2 separate regions of the Homo sapiens genome follow, and region 2 is linked to region 1. A link is a loop called in an ENCODE intact Hi-C map of the cell type or tissue named here. Cell type or tissue: B cell. All regions are shown on one strand. Links, peaks and the distances in the headings refer to the core of each region. The heading gives the core; the rest is flanking DNA. Region 1 overlaps ARHGAP15 (Rho GTPase activating protein 15). Region 2 has its middle 18 kb from the start of ARHGAP15.

Region 1 (9,668 bases), core at 1,186-9,185:
CTTGTCTTTTAGAAACTAAGAGCTTGATTGAAAGGACAGCTTTGATTCAGTAAGGTTAATATTTACAAAAAGAATTAGGTTGCTCTTATATGCCTGGAGCTTTCTTAATGATACACCATTGTGTTAAAAAAGAACAGAATAAGCAGACACACAAGAAGCACAATGTGTATTTTTCAACATCCAAATACAAACACTGTGTTCTTGGACCCACTTGTCTTTAAATGAAGAGTATCAATTTTTCAATTAAATAATGAAAAGATGAAAAAACAAAACCCAGAAAGAAAACCACACAGACGTTTCCTTCTGCCCTAGTGCCCATTTTGCCTTTTAGGTACCAGCAGCAGCAGAGTGAATTGAAGCAGCAATAGCCTTCTCTTCATTCAGGTCATAATAATAGATTACTCCAAACAGGAAAAAGAGAAAGATTATTAGAAGTCTAGTCTGGGCATCTTTTAACACCACCCTTATTTTGACCATACGTGGTCAGGGAGTACAGAACACCCTCACACACGAAGAATCCATATTTAACCTACCTATTATATTTCCCACTATACATTTCATATTCTCACAAGGAGACACTATACCTTATTTGCATCCTATCTATAGTAAGTCCTGGATAAATGGCTCTGATTTGGATCTGTTTCAGATGTTGATCATTTATAGAACTTGCTGGCAAAAACTCTCCCCATCCTTAAACTTGGAAATGGAACTGGTTAGAGCTGAAGTTGCATGAAACGCAATTATCTCATTGTTCTTTATAAGGACTTTGAACTGCTGTGAACTGTGTGCCTGTTAGGTGAATTGGATGAAAAAACTGAAGAGGGTAAGAACTGCAGGTCTCAAAACCTTAGCAACATGACTTGCTCTGACGCCTTATGTACGGTGCTACTTTGTTTTGAATTTATAAACTATAAACACTGTCTATCTTCTCTGAATAAAAGTGAAAGCTTTTCCATGGGCTCAGTGTTATTGCTTGAAAAGAATTTCATTTCAAAACGAAGAATAATAATGCTGCTGACAACCTTTTAGATGTCCTCTTTCATCTCGATTTTTTCCCATGATTCTTTTAAAATAATAATTAGCATAAATTATTTAGAATACCTAGCGTAAACCTGATCATCTAGTTTATGCTTAGCTTCATACACAAAAATGATGAAAGTACTAACATCTCTATTTACTAATATGAAAAATGAGGCTCAAAGGGTAACTTAAGGCCTTACACTTAGATTTAAAGTTAAACCCAGTTTCTCTAGCTCCAAAACCTATAATCTGTTCGTTACTTTATGCTGTCTGGTTTTTGTTTTGTTTTGTTTTGTTTTGTTTTGTTTTTTGAGACGGAGTCTCGCTCTGTCGCCCAGGCTGGACTGGAGTGCAGTGGCGCAATCTCCGCTCACTGAAATCTCCGCCTCCTGGGTTCATGCCATTCTCCTGCCTCAGCCTCCCCAGTAGCTGGGACTACAGGCGCCCACCAACACGCCCGGCTAATTTTTTGTACTTTTAATAGAGATGGGGTTTCACCGTGTTAGCCAGGATGGTCTCGATCTCCTGACTTCGTGATCCGCCTGCCTCGGCCTCCCAAAGTGCTGGGATTACAGGAGTGAGCCACCGCGCCCGGCCGCTGTTTTTTTTTAAATCCAAATTTTTTTAATTTACTTTTTAGGGCCTCAATACATATTTTTTTGAATAACTGAAAGACATGAGTTTACACCTATCTGCCAGTGAAAAACAGAATTGGGTACAGAATTTGCAAAGCCCAGTGCGGAATAAAAATGCACCATTCCGTGTCCAAAAATTATGAAGTATTTTAAGACAGTAACAATCTAGCATTAAATCAAGGGCAGAGTCCTTCTGAGCATGGGGCCCTGGACGCACACCGGTGAAGCCAGCCCTAACTACATTATGACTTTACAACAATGGCCAAAGAATAATTTCTTTTTTATATACTGTTCAACTCCCACTTATGAGTGAGAACATGCGGTGTTTGGTTTTCTGTCCTTGGGTTAGGTTGCTGAGAATGATGGTATCCAGCTTCATCCATGTCCCTGCAAAGGACATGAACTCATCCTTTTTTTATGGCTGCCATGTCTGACCCATTGTGTTGCCCATAGTTCTTAGCATATCAGGGGAATAGCTTTCTCACCCAATTACTTTAACATAGTGACTCTCTCGTAAGGCATTGTCAGCTCTGGAGTGTGCAAAGGATCACTTGGCAAGGTTTTACCTTGACTTAAGGATTTGATATTTTCTATACGCAACCAAATCACTATATATGACCCTTATTCAATATATTAGGTGACATTTCAGGAAGTGGGCAACTCATACAAGCTTAAAAGCCTTAGCCAGGATAGGTGTGTCCAGCAGTTTCTGAGGAAACTTTGCAAATAGACTATTTTCTAGGATAAACACAGTTTTTGCACTAGGAAGTCCCTCTATGCCCCAAGCTCCCACAAAGAAATAGAAACCACCTCTCTCCTCTTAAGAGCATTTCCAGTACTGGGCATACTGTTTGACATTTAGTAGGTGATTATTAAAGATTTTTTGAGTAAAAGAGTATATGGCCTTTCAAATTTCAGAAAAAATCGAGATTTTTTCTGCTTTATGTTTGCTGTTCGTCATTAACAAGGACTGAAAAATTTCTTTTCCTTTCTCTGTTCCTTAGTTTCCTAGTAGTTATTAAGGTATTCTTAGCATTATTTTTTCTTAACTATCGAACACTTCTGATATAGGATATTTTTTCCTAATTTATGCTTCTAGTGTCCAATACCTGAGCTTTCTCCAGAGGGCTTCCCACGCTGAGCTTGCACTGGCTTCTGCTCTGTTCCAGGTATGCCACCTGGCATTTTATATGCACTATGTGATTTAATTACTAAGCTGGTCACATGTCTCCATTAAACATTTACCACGTGCCAAACACAATTCTAAGGGCTGAAAAGAGATGGAAAATAAGACATTCCTCAAAAACTGTACTTCTAACTACAAGAAGATGGACAATAAACATGGAAACCAAGTCTTCTGAATGAGCCTAGGATACTCCCATATTACAGAAGAGAAAACTGAAGCCCAGTAAGGTTGCATCCTAACCAAGGGAAAACAAGCCATAGAGATGGGATTCAGGCCCCTGCTCACTCCAGTGTCTCCATGGTCTCTCAGCAGGTGGCATGCAGCTCTCTCTGTAGTCACTCTGAGCATGCCAGTTGAGAGCCTCATGAGAGGAGCTAAGAGGGGGAGATAAGGAACACTTGTCAGGGAAGTACTAGAATCTCTTTCTCTTTGGAGCAAAGCCATGTCTTAGCCTGACCTGGGCCATCCTGCAATGCTGAACTGCGAGCCCTTTATCCCTGTCTTCCACCCCTATCATGATGGTCAGCAGGCAAATTCACCCACTGACCAATCAGTGCCTCCACATTTCATCATAACTTTGAGAGAATAGTTTTCTATTTTTTCCACAGAGAGACAAAAATTAAGGTGTTGGATAGACTAAAGGGGTAACTAAGACACACAGTTCAGGAAATATCTAACTTTAGTAAGACAGTCCAAAGTGCCAAGAGTAAGGGAGACAGCCATCAGTTTCCACAGGAATTTACAGGTAACAATCAGGTAAGGGTTTGATCCTAGTGATTCCATGCAGGAGACAAATCCTAGGGCAAGAAATGCCAAGTGTTGGGCCAGGTGCGGTGGCTCACACCTATAATCCCAGCACTTTGGGAGGCTGAGGCAGGTTGATCACTTGAGGTCAGGAGTTTGAGACCAACTTGGTCAACATGGCGAAACCCAGTATACTAAAAACAGAAAATTAGATGGGCATGGTGGTGGGTGTCTGTAATCCCAGCTACTTGGGAGGCTGAGGCAGGAGAATCAATTGAACTAGAGAGGCAGAGGCTGCAGTGAGCCAAGTTCGCGCCACTGCACTCCAGCCTGGGTGACAGAGCGAGACTCAGTCTCAAAACAGAACAAAACAAAAAAAGAAATGCAGGTATTTATCTTATCTTTTGACATACAAAACAAATTACATCTAAGGGGAAAAGGGGTGCTAACTACAATTGGGAAGTAGGGAGAACTAAATTTCTATGAGGGCATTTATGTACCATTTATGCAATTGGTGGGACATTTTATCCAAGTGAAACACTTCATAAAACTTCCCTAAAGCAAATCCTGAATTGTGAAGTTGGAAAAATGCAAAAAAAACTAGCAGACAAATAGAAGTACAAAAACAAAATCAAAGCCCAAACAACAACAACAACAACAAAACACCCCCAAAACAAAAACAAAAACAAAAACTCAACAAAGCCATCAGCTTGGCATTCTACAAAATGGACACCGGATGGCAGCACATAATAACAGCAACTTTGATTGTAACAGCTTATCTGGAAAATGCTTGATGAAAAATGGCTCTTAAAATATTCATTACCGTTATAAGAATCTGTTAGCTTAAACTCCGGGTTTAACACATTCATTTGCTCTAAACACCAAAAGCTTTATATCCTACGCTTACCTTTCTTTTGCCTTCTTTAGGTAATGACAGAGTGGCAAACCAAAAAGTCAGAAGAAAATATATGTGAGGTTCCTTGACAAATTTCAGGTTCTCTTATTTGGTCCATCTGCCTTTGTTACCTAACTTGGTCATGCTGGATTTGACTTGATTCCACACCAGTGATGGGAGTGAAAGTAATTTATTCTAATGTCCCTGATTGATTTACCGCAAAATCACTCAGACACTGTTAAACGTACAGACTCATTCTCAAACTGGTTGGTCTAGGAACTTACTTCTTCTGTCTCATATTCTAAGCATCTTGTAATTTATGACTGCTAAAAGGTGGGTCAAAAAGACACTGAGGTGTAAAAATACCCATCTCTGTCAGTATTGCAAGAAAATGAAGAAAGATTCAGCCTGGAAGAATTTATTGCGATACTGAGCAGAAACTACTAAAGAAAAAATATGATGACGTTAGGCGCACACCTTAGTCTCACATTCCAAAGAAAGTCCATTCTGAATAACAACTGTTAAAACAAACAAACAAAAACCCAACCGAAGGCCTAGTAGCTATGGGCCCTAGGATGAAAGCAGGCACTAGTAGACGTAACCACTGCACAATCTTTTTTCTGCATTTCTTTTCGTAGCCATCTTCTGGCCATATTTTCACCCCCAAGTATATCTTTCTATGTCCATCTAAGGAGAGAAGAATGTGACTCTATATTGTGGTAAGATACGCAGAGCCACACAGGAGCTGATGACGGGAAGACCTAGATGCCGAGGGAGAAGAAAGTTTGTGGTGCTGAGACTTCATAAACATACTGTCAGGTGTATTTTGTAAATGTAAGCATTGAAAATAACTTTTTACTAAGGTGTCATAGAGTTTCAGAGAAGCCAGGGTTACTTACAGGTTTGGGGACGGAATTCCCCAAATGAAGAAATTCCTATGGTTCATCAGATAAGCTAAGGCATAGTTTCAGTGTTCACAATTAAAAATTAAAGTGAATGCTGAATGTATTCTGTTTTCAAGCCTGTCAGTGTATTGTTGGGGAAATGTGTATAACCTCATTTCAAAATAAGGCTAAAGGTATGGCCTCTTATGAATGTCAAATATAGCCAATAATTTATCTTTCCTTTTACCATCTCCTGCTTATATTCAGAGATAAGTTAAATTTTCTTTGAGAGAAAGAGAAAATACATTAAAGAGACAAATAAAGACACATAAAAAAGAAGAGAAAGAAGGAAAATAAGAAGACAATACAAGGTATGATGATCTATTATGGATTTATAAGTAGAAAACTTGATAGAAATTAATAAAATAATACTTATTAAGTGACAATTGAAGTACCTGGTACTGTTGATGGCATGAAATAAGAGGACCATTTTTGCTCACTAGTCTCAAATAGCTTAAAGCAAGAGAGATAAAGCAAACGTGTTTCAAGCAGAGGTCAGGGCTAAATTCTGTGATACTAACTATATATAAAATAAGATTTGGGAGAAATAAGAGGTTAATACTGTTGACTGAGTTTCTCCATTTATACAATAGGAAGCAATAATAGAGTCTATATTGTAGTATCATTTAAGTATTACTGATAAAGAATTCAGCCAAGTGCTTGACAGAGTAAGCATCTATTAATATTGCTTATTAATTCATTAAAATTTATAAAAGATACAAAGGTCCTTGATAAATGAAATGAAGGCTATCAAATTTTATATAAGAAGCATAAATTATAGTATGTTATATTATTTATTAGTTACTAAACTATCAATGGGATAAAAACTACATAATTTTTCAAGGTTATGACTAAACTGACCATTTTTGTTGCTAGTGATAAAAGCATATACACTCCTTGGGTAAGCAATATGGCAGTGCATACTAAGATTCATTTAAAATGGTCGTGTGATTTGATCAAGTAATGCAGGCTTAGCATTTGTCTTTAGAAAATATAAAAGAAGGCTGGGTGCTATTGCTCACGCCTGTAATCCCAATACGTTGTGAGGCCAAGGTGAGTGGATCTCTTGAGCCCAGGGGTTCCAAACCATTCTGAGCAACATGGCGAGACCCAGGTCTCTACTAAAAATACAAAATAATAGCTGGGCCTGGTGGTGTGTACCTGTGGTCCCAGCTACTCATTTATCCCCGCATAAGGTGGGTGGATGGATGGGGGTGGAGGAGGCTGGCATCACTGCACTCCAGCCTGGGTGACAGAGTGAGATCCTGTCTCAAAAAACAGACAAAAATATAAAAGAAAAATTGACAAGCAACAGGAGAAATATTGCAATGATAACTTCTAATACAAATAATTTAATATAAATATAAAACCAGACTCAACTTAAAAATCAAGTAAAAAAAGAGGTAGGGATGATTTGGCATATTATAGCCTATCAACATAATGGGATTATCATGTTCTTAAACATGGTGATTACATATACAATGTTCAATTTGTATTTACAATAAAAACAAAACAAGCCCCATAAACTTGGAGGGGATATGTACAACATGTAAAATTGACAAAGCATTATTATCCCAAATATATTATGAGTTTCCTCAAATTATTGAATAAAAAAGCAGGAAACTCAATAGAAAATAGTCAAAGTTTATGAATAGACTCAGAATGCAGAATCTGAATGTCTCTAAACAGATAAAGTGATCCTCAGCTTCAATACTTATCAGTGAAACACAAATAAAAGCAACATTAAGGTAATGTTCTATGGATAATTAGATTGGATGATGCTACGTGCTGATAAAACTGTGGAAAGTAGAATCCCTTCTGTATTGCACATTGAACTGGTGTGAATTGGTGCACTCATTCAGGAGAAAGTGTGACAACAGTAGTCAGTAGATTTACAAATGTATGTGACTTACCACTGAGCAATCCTGTACTCCTGGAAATATTCCCCTGAGAAAATTCCTAACAGGTTCAAAGGAAACATATATGTGCGATTTATTGAAATGTTGTTTGGAATGAAAGGAGTTAGAGGCAACTTAGATGTCCACAGCTGGGAGACTGGATAAGTAACAATTCATATACAGTCATGCTTCACTTAATGATGAGGATATATTCTGAGAAGTGTGTCGTTAGGTGATTGTGTCACTGTGCAAACATCACAGAGTGTACTTATACAAATCTACATGGTAAAGCCTACCACACGCTAGGCTATATGGCATAGCCTATTGCTCCTAGGCTACAAACCTGTACAGCATGTTACTGTACTGAATACTGTAGGCAATTGTAACACAGTGGTAAGTATTTGTATATCTAAACACATCTAACCATAGAAAAGGTACAGTAGGCATCAGTTTTATAATCTTATGGGACCACAGCTGTATATGCTGTCCATCACTGATCAAAATGCCACCATGTGGCACATGACTACACATAAACGATGGCAAAGTGGCCAGCAATTGGAAGAAATGAACTAGATTTAAAGACGTTCATGCACTGCATAAAAACGTTTTAATCCACAATGGACGACATATAGATAGTAGTCCTATGAGACTGTAATGAAGCTGAAAAATTCCTATTGCCTAGCGACATGGTAGTCTTCATAACATCATAGCGCAATGCATTATCGTTTCCATGTTCAGGTATGTTTAGATACACAAATACCATTATGTTACAATCACCTACAGTATTCAGCACAGCAACATACTGTAAATGTTTGTAGCCTAGGAGCAATAGGCTATATCACATACCATCTAGGCTTGTGTAAGTATACTCTATGATGCTCACATGATGATTAAATCACCTAAGGATGCATCTCTCAGGACATATGCCCATCATTAAGAGACGCATGTCTCTATAGCACCATAGAAAGCTGCCCAAGAGCTAACATTGAATGAAAGTAGTAAGAAACATAATAAGGTTTATGATACAAAAATGTTTATGCTATATAGAACACATTCACACATACACAACTATACATTCTTTTTTGAATGCCACATATACAGCTAAATATAGATATATATGGAGAATGAGTTTGATAAACACACATTAAATACATTAAAATGAAGGTCTACAAGGGATTGAAGCAAGGATTGGAGACTGATAATAAAATAAAACCAGCTAGGGCTCTTGCCCAGAATGATAATAGCACAAGGCCACAAACCGAAGGATATAATCAGCTCAATTCTGTGCACCTGGGGTAACAACAACAGCAGCAACAAAAAAAAAAAAAAAAAAAAAAGGAAAACTAAAACATATAACTTTAAGTGGAAAAGGCTGAAAGAATGCATAATGGTATGCAAAGTGAAATAATAAAACAGAGTACAAACAAATGTTTATATTAATTTAACTGTAACACGGAAAACAGGAAAGTAACAGCAAATAAAACAAAAACACAATAGTATACAAATTGAATAAAACTACCTAAAAACATATTCATGTGAGTTGGCTGGGGGAAGGGACCTGTTCTTCTCTGCTTCCTCTTGACACTGCCTTCTGTATGTTATAAGGTTGGTTTACAGAGGGGTTATGGACAAGGATACTTTACAAAACCACACAGTAGAACCTCCTTCTGCTTTCTTGAAATTATTTCATTTAGGATCTCCCCTACTTCCTTGCATGAGGCTGGAGGGTGGAACTGACCAATGCTGTCACCTCTATTCTCCTACTCAGCTCTAGTGGAGGGCTGAACTGGCTAACTTAGATAATTTTGAAGAAACTCTTTATTCCACATGGCTGCTGAGGGAAGAAAGGGTCATGACTTACTCATCTTGGGGAGAGGCATCATTGTACCCTCCACACTCCTTCCTGAGTTGATAAGGTCATGATAAGGTTTAGGGGAAAGGAGAGCACTCGGGCTGGGCTACTCAAAGACTTCCTCCTGTTGTTCCTTCAGAACCCAATTCTCTAAGCCCAATTCACCACTGGGGAAGGGACTAGCCACATCTCTTAAAGCAACCTTGCATTTGATCTTGTCTCCTGTGCATCTCTCTCCTGAACTCTTCAAGGGAAGGTGGCTGCAGGGCCACTCCAGAAAAACAGTCCAGGCAAAGATTTAAGGCCTTGTTCACTATCCCAGAATAAGACACAATATGGAGAGAAAATAGAGCTTGTTATTTACAACTGAAATAGCTATTTTAAGTAGTGAAATTGTGGATGATTTCTCCACCCCCCTCCAAATTTTACTTTGTTTAAATAAATATATTAATTCATTATAACCATCAAACAAAAGCAGACTTTATTCTCTGGTG
Region 2 (9,668 bases), core at 1,163-9,162, 110 kb after region 1:
GAAAAAAAATGACATTGGAGTTTTGATAGGCATTGCATTAAATCTGTAAATCACTTTGAGTAGTATGGACATTTTAACGATATAAATTCTTCCTATCCATAAACATGAAATATCTTATCATGTATTTGTGTCTTCTTCAATTTATTTCATCAATGTTTTACAGTTTTTAGTGTACAGCTCTTTCTTCTCCTTGGTTAAATTTATTCCTAAGTATTTAGTTAGTATATCTACTGTAAATGGGATTATTTTCTTATTTCTTTTTGGATAGTTCATTGTGTTTAGAAATGCTACGGATTTCTGTAGGTTGATTTGTATTCTGCAACTTTACTGAATTTATTAGTTCTAACAGGTTTTTTTTGGTGGAGTCTTCAGGATTTTCTATATAGAAGATATGTCATCTGCAAACAGAGCATATTTAACTTCTTTTTTCCTCATTTGTATTCCTTTTATGCTAAGATCCCCACTGTTATGTTGAATAGAAGTGGCCAGAGTGAGCATCCTTTTCTTGGTCCTGATCTTACAGGAACAACTTCCCACTTTCACAGTTGAGTATGATGTTAGCCATGGGTTTCTGTATACGGTTTTTATTCAGTTGAGATACATTTTCTTCTGTACCTAATTTGTTGAGAGTTTCTATCAGGAAAAGATGGTGAATTTTGTTGAATGTCTTTTCTTCATGAAAAAGTTATATTCTAAACTAAAGCATGCACATATACACACACAGGGGCCACATAGTTCCCAGAAACGGATTTTGAGTTATTTCAAGGTTTTATATTACAACTTATCACTAACGTGTTTCACACTGAAACACAACAGAAGCATTTCTATCTGGTTAGATTCAAACATAATGTTAGGACCTCTTTGAAAGAACATAATAATGAGGCTAAACTTTCTTTTTGTTCACCACTAGAAATGAGAATAATTAGGACATGGAGAAAATATAAATAGCAACCTAAATATAAATAGCATCCTGCTAGACTTGGCAAATGCAATGATATATTTTCATCTAATACAGTAGCAACAACAAAAATAAAGAAAAATAAATTAATGAGAATCTTAAAAAATCACATTTAAAACATGTATGGCCAAAAAAAATACCTAAAATGTTTCCTTAAAGCGATGTCTTTATGGGTTTGTCATGGGTCTTATACACTTTTGTGTCTTATGAACTGCCCAAGCTATGTCTGTTTGCTTTGCTCAGGAAGGACAGAGATAAGCAGAGTTTTTAAAAGATTACATGGAAGAATTATTTGTACCAATATTTTGGTCTACTAAAAAGGCCTGTGAAGACATAAAGTGGTACAATGTTGCAGAGATGCTAGTAAAAGCTGCTGTACCTTCTACATCCTGTTGGCAGTTAATTTTCCATGGGTCTCTTGCATTTCTGGTCATTTATGGGCTAGAGGCCATAATGGCTTTCTCTGGAGTATCTCTTCAAGGACTTTGTATAGGAAACAGCCTTGGAACATATAGTGTCTTCCTCTGGAGCAAAGAAGAGACTTGTTCACTGCTGAGAATAATAGAGATCATGTCTATTTTTGGTGCAAAAATTGATTGGACAGGTTTTTCTTTATACATGATGGGGGTTTTGTAATTTCAGGTTTTCTCAGCTGTGACAGAAACCTCACTGTGTGAACATTTTCCACTTGAGCCCAGGTCCACATTGCTTCCCTGGGACCTGAGGGGCAAGGGAAATTGATAGGAACATGAAGCACATGCTGCCAGCTGTGCTGTGAGTAAAAGTCCTTTGTATCTGACCCAGGACTCTCCAGTCTTCTTCCACCATCTTTAAAACGTCAGCAGACTTCCTTGCTAGTTTGTACATAGAGCAAAATCCCAAACCCTTTGCAGTTATCAGTGCATTCAATTCTTCCAATTATGACTTTTCTCCTTTGTACTTTTCATCACTTCAATCACTGGTCATTTCATTCTTTCTTCCAAATCTTTATGCTATATTGTCTTATTTTTTATTCTTACTTTACTCGACCTGACCTCAACTTCAATATATGAATACAACACCCAATATAGGCCTTGCCACATAATCTATATATGTGGAATAAACCAATACATTTCAAAGTTTCTATCTCTAAAGAGAATTTCTTGCTGAGTTTATCATTGACAACTTAAATTAGATGTGCATAATGTTAGTTCAGTGTTGGGTTTCAATTGTTAATTTCCTTTTAAATTGTAGGATGTAGAATTGATTATAGCAATTTTATGAACTATATTTTTCAAGGGTTTTCCACACCATTTCCTTCTTTCTAGGGGATTTCTTTCTCTCTCTCTTCCTTTTGATGTACAGGGCCATTTAAGTCCTCTATGCATTTCTGGAAAACTAAAAACTCAAATCTAAGCCTGTTGAACCTCTTGTCACACAAGTATTTGAAAGAATGATACTTAAGGGAAATAGAAAATGACACTTTTCCCCTCATCTTTTGAAGACGAAATGATCCACCCCCCTTGAATTCTACCAAAGGAGATTCCTAGCTCATTTTCCTTAGCAAGAGCTTTAAAGTGTAAAAAACTCATCAAACATCTTTTCCTCTGAGACAATGTCATCTGAGTTCAAAGGATGTACACAGCTTTGCAAAACTGCTGTCTTGTTTCAATGATAAGGCCTTGGCTTTCATTTTATGTTTGATTCCAAGAAAATCAAATCTGTTTTTATGTACACTATGACTATAACTAAATCAGAAAATTAGAAGAAATAATCTATTTCTGTAGACAGCTGGGGGCAGGGGGAAAGTTTCCAGTTTAAAAAAAAATCTGATAATGATTCTTCAGCTGAGTTACATTTTTACTCTCTAAAATATGCTTGATTATGTAAACTGAAAACATGTATTTATCCTTCCATACAATAAAAAAAAATCTATTGTGGCTCTTGGGAAACAATACTATCTTCTTACTATGCTTAACTCATTGTAAAACCTTTATTGGCTCACTGGAAGATTGAGGGCAATGTTTCTATCTCAAAAATAAAAGAAAAGAAAGAAAAAGAAAAAAAAATGTAAGTTATAGTCAAAAATAGAGCTATTTAAGCGTATGGTATTTTTTGAACTTCAGTCCTAATTATTACTGATTAATTATATCGACATAATTATTTTACAGTAGTCATGTTTGTTTATTCTACAAATATATCTTGAGCATTTACAACATATTAGGCATTCTCTCCTTTGTGTGTTGCTCTGTCCCCACTCTATCTCTTCTTTCAGTTATTAAATATGCCAAGCTCTTCCCTCCTGGAGGACATTGCTCTAGCTGTCTACTTTGCTACGGAGACTCTGCACCCCATCCTCATGCCCAGCTCCCACATTTTCCATAGCTAGTTTCTGCAAATTTCAGCTTGAAATTCTGACTGACTGTTCAACTTATTTATATAATGTCACATCTTGTTCCACATTTTCTATCTTGTCTCTCTGTTTCTTTTTCATGGTACTAAATTTTTTATTTATTTTTCTATTTATTCATTTCATTTCCTCTTCAAGAATGTGCATCCCCATTAGATCAAGTAGGTTTTTTGTATTGTCTACAATATGTATCTCCAGTATCTTCTTTAGTGCCTGGCATGTAGTAAATGCCTAATAAATAATAACTGAATTAACTGCATTTTTGGAATGCTCAAATTAGCATTACTTATAAACTGAGTTAGAAACATTACAGCTGTAAAAAGCTTTGCAAAATCTTAGCTCAATTCATTTCAATAAACACTTATGGGTATCTAGTTTTAGCGCACTTATATGTTTAAGACAATCATATAAAGATGATTGATATTTATTCTCTGTATTAGTTAGGATTGTATTCAGTTACTTACAAAAGAAAATGCAATATATCAGTGGCTTAGACACATAGGGTTTATTTTTCTTACATAATGAATCTAAAACTAGTTCGTTGCTGGCACTGATTCAGTGCCTTAGAATAGCAAGGGTCCAGGTGTTTGTGACTCTTTATCTTTGCCCTCATGATGCCAAGACAGCTGCCTTAGCTCCTGCCTTCATGTCTGAGTTCCTTGGGGGCATAAAAGGCAAATGAGCAAAACAACACTCTCTTAGTTGTTTCACTTAATAATTTTACTTTTATGTTACAGACCACTATAGGCCAGGAAAACAAAGTTCATAAATGTGGTCTTTTAAAAGCTGGGCACACTGACAGCCAAAAAGAAAATTGGGATTCCATAACATAGAAGAGCAAAATGGTTAATGGATAAGCCACTGTTTCTGGACTCCAAAATGAAAGCTTAGGTAAATTTTATATTATTAAGTTGTATTAATTTTAGGTGACCAGTATGATTTTTTTTTCTTTACAGATCACAAAATCTAGGACGATACAAAATCTAGTGAGATACTCTACCTTCAACTATAAACAAGTAAAACCTACATTATTAATGAAAAAATAGCTCTGTATGTCTAGAGTTTACATAAAAGTGTATATATAAGCATATATATATATAAGCATATATATATATATATATATATATGGATGCATGTGTATACAAAAGCACACATCAATGAGTTAAAAGAAGGTGAAATCCTGTGGTTAAGCCAAGGTCCAGTTTAAAATCATGTCATTCCTAAGTGCTCATTCTTTATTCTTAAATCAAAGTAGAGCCATCAAAAATTCGTCATACTATCTGTGTTAACAAATACCATTTTGGTGGATGGATTGTGGCTACTTTTATTATTTCACTTAATTTAGGGAGACACTTCTTGAAATATTGGCTGATACAAAGCAATGTCACAGAGTAAGAAAATGTTGCCAATACTGATAGCATTATCAATGCTGAGCCCTTCTCCAGTTTGTAGAATTAATCATAGGCATCATTCACAATTAGTAGACATTTGGCTGTCCAAACAAACTTGCTGTCTCTTCCACATCTTATTATGCAAACTTTCCTATTTGGTTTTACTGATCGGTGTCTCCATCTCCTCTCTCTCTTGTTTTATTTATTTGTATAGTACAATCCCTCTAAAAGAAGATAAATGAGACCCAAATAATAAAAAAGAATCATGCAAAACCTAAGACTGTATTATTGCAAGGTTAATGAATGAAATCACAAGGGCTATCCTGTCATCTAGCCAGCTGGAAGTTCTGGGAGATCCATCCACCCAAAGAATCCAAATTGGCGTCAGTTTCATCTGTGGTTTGGCGCCATCTTGTGGCACTTGTTTACATTAGCTTAATTAGAGATGGGGACCATGCTGCCTTTCGTGGCCACCTGGTACTTCCTGTAGGGAGGTTGTAAATTCAGAAATCTCACAGTTACATGGCTCTATAGTTAGTTGGAGACTCGGTTACTTCGATCAGCCATATATGAAGAGATTTGGGCAGAAAAAAATACTGGAAATGTAGAACACACTGTCTCCTGAGTCATGCTTCCTGTGGTTGAGTTAGCCCACTTCATGACAAAAGATTGAATAGTAGAGAACTAATGCCATTCTTTTTATATCTGAGTTTCACTTATTGCAATATTTACTATATTTAAAATGCATTTACCATTTTCTTGTGTACAGCTTACTTGAGATTATGTTTCAGATAATTTACTTCTTTCATTTAGCCCCAAAGGCAATGAACAGATCCAACAGATAAGGGTGATATACAAAATATTTAAGTACTGGTAAGGCATAGGCAATGACTGATCATTAAGAGACATTGCCCATAAACAACAACTATAGCCTTGTACCCATCCGGCTTGGTGCCAGTCCCACCAGCAGGCTATGCTGCAGATTTAGACTGGCAAAACAATAGAAGGCCAGCAGCTTGCTCTACAAGCTCCCTTCTTATATTACAATGCTCCTTGAGTTAAGGAGACTCTGATATGAATGGTCCCAGGACATTAGCAAATAAAGTCATGATGAAAAGTTGACATTGAGAGACTTCAAATTTTATAAAGAGTTACAGAAAACTAAATAATATCTGGATTTTCTTTCCTTTTCCATTTCTGTACCTAATTTAATTAACTAGTGTTGTGAGATTTGTGCCATCTCTCTTTTTTTTCCAATGGTATTATAAACTAAGAAGGCTTTTTGCTGACCCACTTGACAACAGAATTGCCACTTTGCACCTTCCAGGTTTCCAACTATCGCACTACAAATTGGATCTTTAAAATGCGAATTTGGTGACCTCACTGATTTCAGAAGTAGGGGACCATTTCAGCCCTACTGAAGAATTAGTACTATTGGCCATTCACATGTTTATATGAATGACCTTAGGTTGCTTTTTCTCTAACATAAAACTGACACAAGTGGAGCCCCTGCCTTGAGATGAGACCTACATATTTTAGGCCTTGCTCTGGTTTCTCTTTCAGTCATTCTCCTTCCTATAGGGTAAGGAGTCCTCAGGGCCAGGGACATGTGCCTAGCTGAAATCCATGTCTCTGTACCCCTAAACACCTAAAGGTACTGAAGATTTGGAAATTTCCTGCCCAAAGAGCCTTGAGCCTGTTCTCAGATCTTAGTAAAATTCTTTCCTTTACTGCAAGGCTCTGTGTACCACTAGGTCTCAGGTTTGACTATGCGAGAGCTGTTTCGGAGGGGAAGGGGTGGACATACATGTCAGTGAATCCCTTGAGCTGTGGGATGGAGCCCAAGGTGGGAAATAAACCAGGACTCAAACTGAGAACCAGGGGCAAGGGGCTCTGTTCTCCTGCACCCGCATTTCAGGGTGGACTCTAAAAAGCATAAGAATTTTAACTTTGAATCTAGTTTTCCAGGTCATTATAAGGGAATGTATGTCATGGTGGGAAGAGAGAACCATGTTTTATTTAATAGTTTATTAATAATTTGTTTTACAACTTTTAATTATTTGGTAATATGATATATGGGTCTCTATTTTTACTCCTGCTCTGGGCTCTGCAACCGTTCAAAGTGGATTTAGGAGGTGAGTGGGGAAAAGAAGCATTATTTTCCTAGGTCTGTAATACCAGATATCATCTCGTTCATTTGGACACAGAAGGGCAATCGAACTTTGATATATTTTCATACAGTTTTTCATCTTCCTCCATGCTTGTCTATAGACCACATCAAATGCTGCCAACTACTACTTCTAAGTTCCTGATCTTTTTTTAAAGAAAAAAGCTCAAGAGAGAGAAGTTGGCAAATGGAAATTAGAATCAAAGTAAATTAAGACATATAATCTGAAATTAATCAATCAACGTGATGAATCTTGACCAAATTAAATTCAAATGTAAAATCTACCAAACAAAGCTCTCCTCAATTCAAGCAAGAATCTAAAACTTGACGAAGGACAGGATGGAAAGGAAATAACATAAAACATAAATATATCTTCTGAAAATAACTAATAGTCAAGGTTATATGCATATGGTTTTGTTATGCTATGTTAAAAAAGAATTTTTTCTTAAGTTATAGACTCATCTTGAAGATTCAAAAACCTTGGTGGTTTCTTAAATAGTTTGTTAAGCATGTAGAAGTTGACGGGGTGCATAGATTGAGTACTCAGATAATCTCATGTCTCCTCTAGAGCCCAAATGAAGTAGGACATCTGAGTGTTAAAACAGCATTAAAATGTAAACAAGCAAAATTTTGGAGTTTAAACAGAGTTTTAGCATGAAGATTGTAATTTATGCAATTAAGAGAAATTTCCCCACATTATGGGGGGCTTCATTCATAGTGGGCTATGATACAATACAGCAGAAATATTGAATGATGCTATTGGATTTGAAACTGATATTTACAGGACTTTCTATCTTTAGAAAATTTAATATTAGTAAAAAGTATATAATTTTATAGTATATATATAATTAATTTCATTCTATATAATTTCATTCTTAAAAAAGTTATTGACCTATTTGGAGTCTCAATATGCTTTATTATATGAGCAAGGAAAATTTCCATTAAAAGGAGTTTTTCTATAATTTTAAATGGGAGCCATTTTAAAGTTCATGTTATCCATTGTAACTCTTCATAAATATTACATCTTATGTTGTAACTTTGCGTGCTCCGAATTATACTAAGTGTGCTTTCATGTTTTAATTTGTTCTATTTACTTTGTATTTCATGCCACCGTATATTGAGATCTTGGAAAATTTTTAATGCCACATTTGTAGAAATACAATGTCTTACTCAACAAATGAAAATGCTGTATGTGTAAAGCAGCCACCACCAAATATGTCAGCTATATTAAATGAAATTTTAAATGCGGGATCTGTGTTTTACTTTTAGCCTTTGCATATTGTTGGATTCATTACTTAAAACTGAATATGAAGACAAAGAGAACTTTGAAATGCATACCTTAGAGTATTAACAAGTACTCAGCGCTTAATGTAAATGTCAGAAAAAAGAAAAAGATCTGATGAACCCTCTATTAGTGAAATACTGAATTGTTGCTGAATAGAATTATAAATTCCACTGAGATAATGCTTCAACCTGAAACAAGATAATTGTGGTGCCATTTACTTGTGATGTGAATCTTGGCTCAATATTTATAAAATGTTGCTCTAGAAGTAATTTAGGAAGGTGGGACAACGATGTAACTGTCCAGTTCACTCTTATGCCTTAATGTCCTAGATTAGAAATTGTCCAGGAAATAATATGTTCTAACCATTGGAGTCTTTTCCCCCCCAGCAAATTATAGCACCATAAGTTTCCATTTCCCCCAATGTCTTTTCTGCTATAATCATGGCTTCAGGATTATTGTGACTTCAAAGCCTTAAAACTGCAATTGAATGAGGCAGTTTATCTGTCATTATTCAAATATGAAGCAATTATGATGAAATAAAGATAAAATTCCATTGAGAAATACTCCAATCAATTTTCACTTATATTTAACTAGAAACATAAAATGATGCTTAGAAGAGTAAGTTTAGGTAATAAAATTGAAGAATAAAAAAGCATGAATTACTGATATATAACTGAGACATTTGTGAAGGTTGCAGGGCATGTAAATAAAATGTGTCACCAATATTGAGTGAAAGTTTGTTGTATGACAAAAACAAAACAGAAGCCAAAAACAAACAAACAAAATAACATTATTGCTTAACTGGTCAAAACAATGCTGAAATCTACCTTACCCGTCAGAAGTCTCCCTTAGAATATTTATGTTAATACTTGCATTTCACCTGCTCAATATAAAATTCAATAAACTCATGTGATTTTTGTGGTTTTTGTAGAAAGACACAGTGACAGACACATGCCACAAAATCAAAATTTATATTCTGACTGAGCATTTTACATTCCCTCACTTGTACCAACTGCATTGTTTTATAACTCTTTCTCTATTATCTTTAATATTTCATTTTTTAATCTAAATTTCAGTATCCCACTTGTTTAAATTAATCAAATTGACCCAAAAGGCCATCCAATAGAATGCTTGGCTGTGTTCTAAAAAGAGCTAGAAATAGAAGATAAGTTAAATATATAGCATTATGTCATATAATAATTTTATAAATATGTTTTTCATTAACTATTCCTCCATTCATTTAGCACAATTTTATTTAAAACATTTCCACATTAATCTTATTAAGTTCTCATTCTGTTCAAACTCATATAAGCATAATGTTCTGCTTTTAGTTAGCATGATTTATTATTTTCTTATTTTTTGCTTTATAAATTTAATTTCTAATATAGGACAGACCTATTAAAAACTTGTGTTTCAGCTATCTGAAGTCTCCTACATTAAATGAATAATAAATATGATGAGTGAATTTAATAGTACAA

What was found. A loop is a pair of places that touch in the nucleus more often than their neighbours do. Peaks named below come from ENCODE experiments on the same cell type or tissue, not always from the same donor. Only the 100,000 strongest peaks of a DNase experiment are listed, where the experiment ranks them.
Region 2: it touches region 1 in a loop (21-fold over the local background); 33 of 110 quality-filtered maps call a loop at or near these places.

What each region holds. Positions count from the first base shown.
Region 1 is chr2:143,217,269-143,226,936 of GRCh38, reverse strand. All of the region lies in intron 4 of ARHGAP15 (Rho GTPase activating protein 15), which reads right to left. Among named protein-coding and RNA genes, the nearest start is that of ARHGAP15, 93 kb to the right of the region's middle. In B cell, for the core only: CTCF peaks have their summits at 4,119 and 4,320 (motif pointing right); a DNase peak (open chromatin) is centred at 4,336; H3K27ac peaks cover 1,949 bases.
Region 2 is chr2:143,106,521-143,116,188 of GRCh38, reverse strand. No RefSeq gene overlaps it. Among named protein-coding and RNA genes, the nearest start is that of ARHGAP15, 18 kb to the left of the region's middle. In B cell, for the core only: CTCF peaks have their summits at 4,945 and 5,144 (motif pointing left); a DNase peak (open chromatin) is centred at 5,148.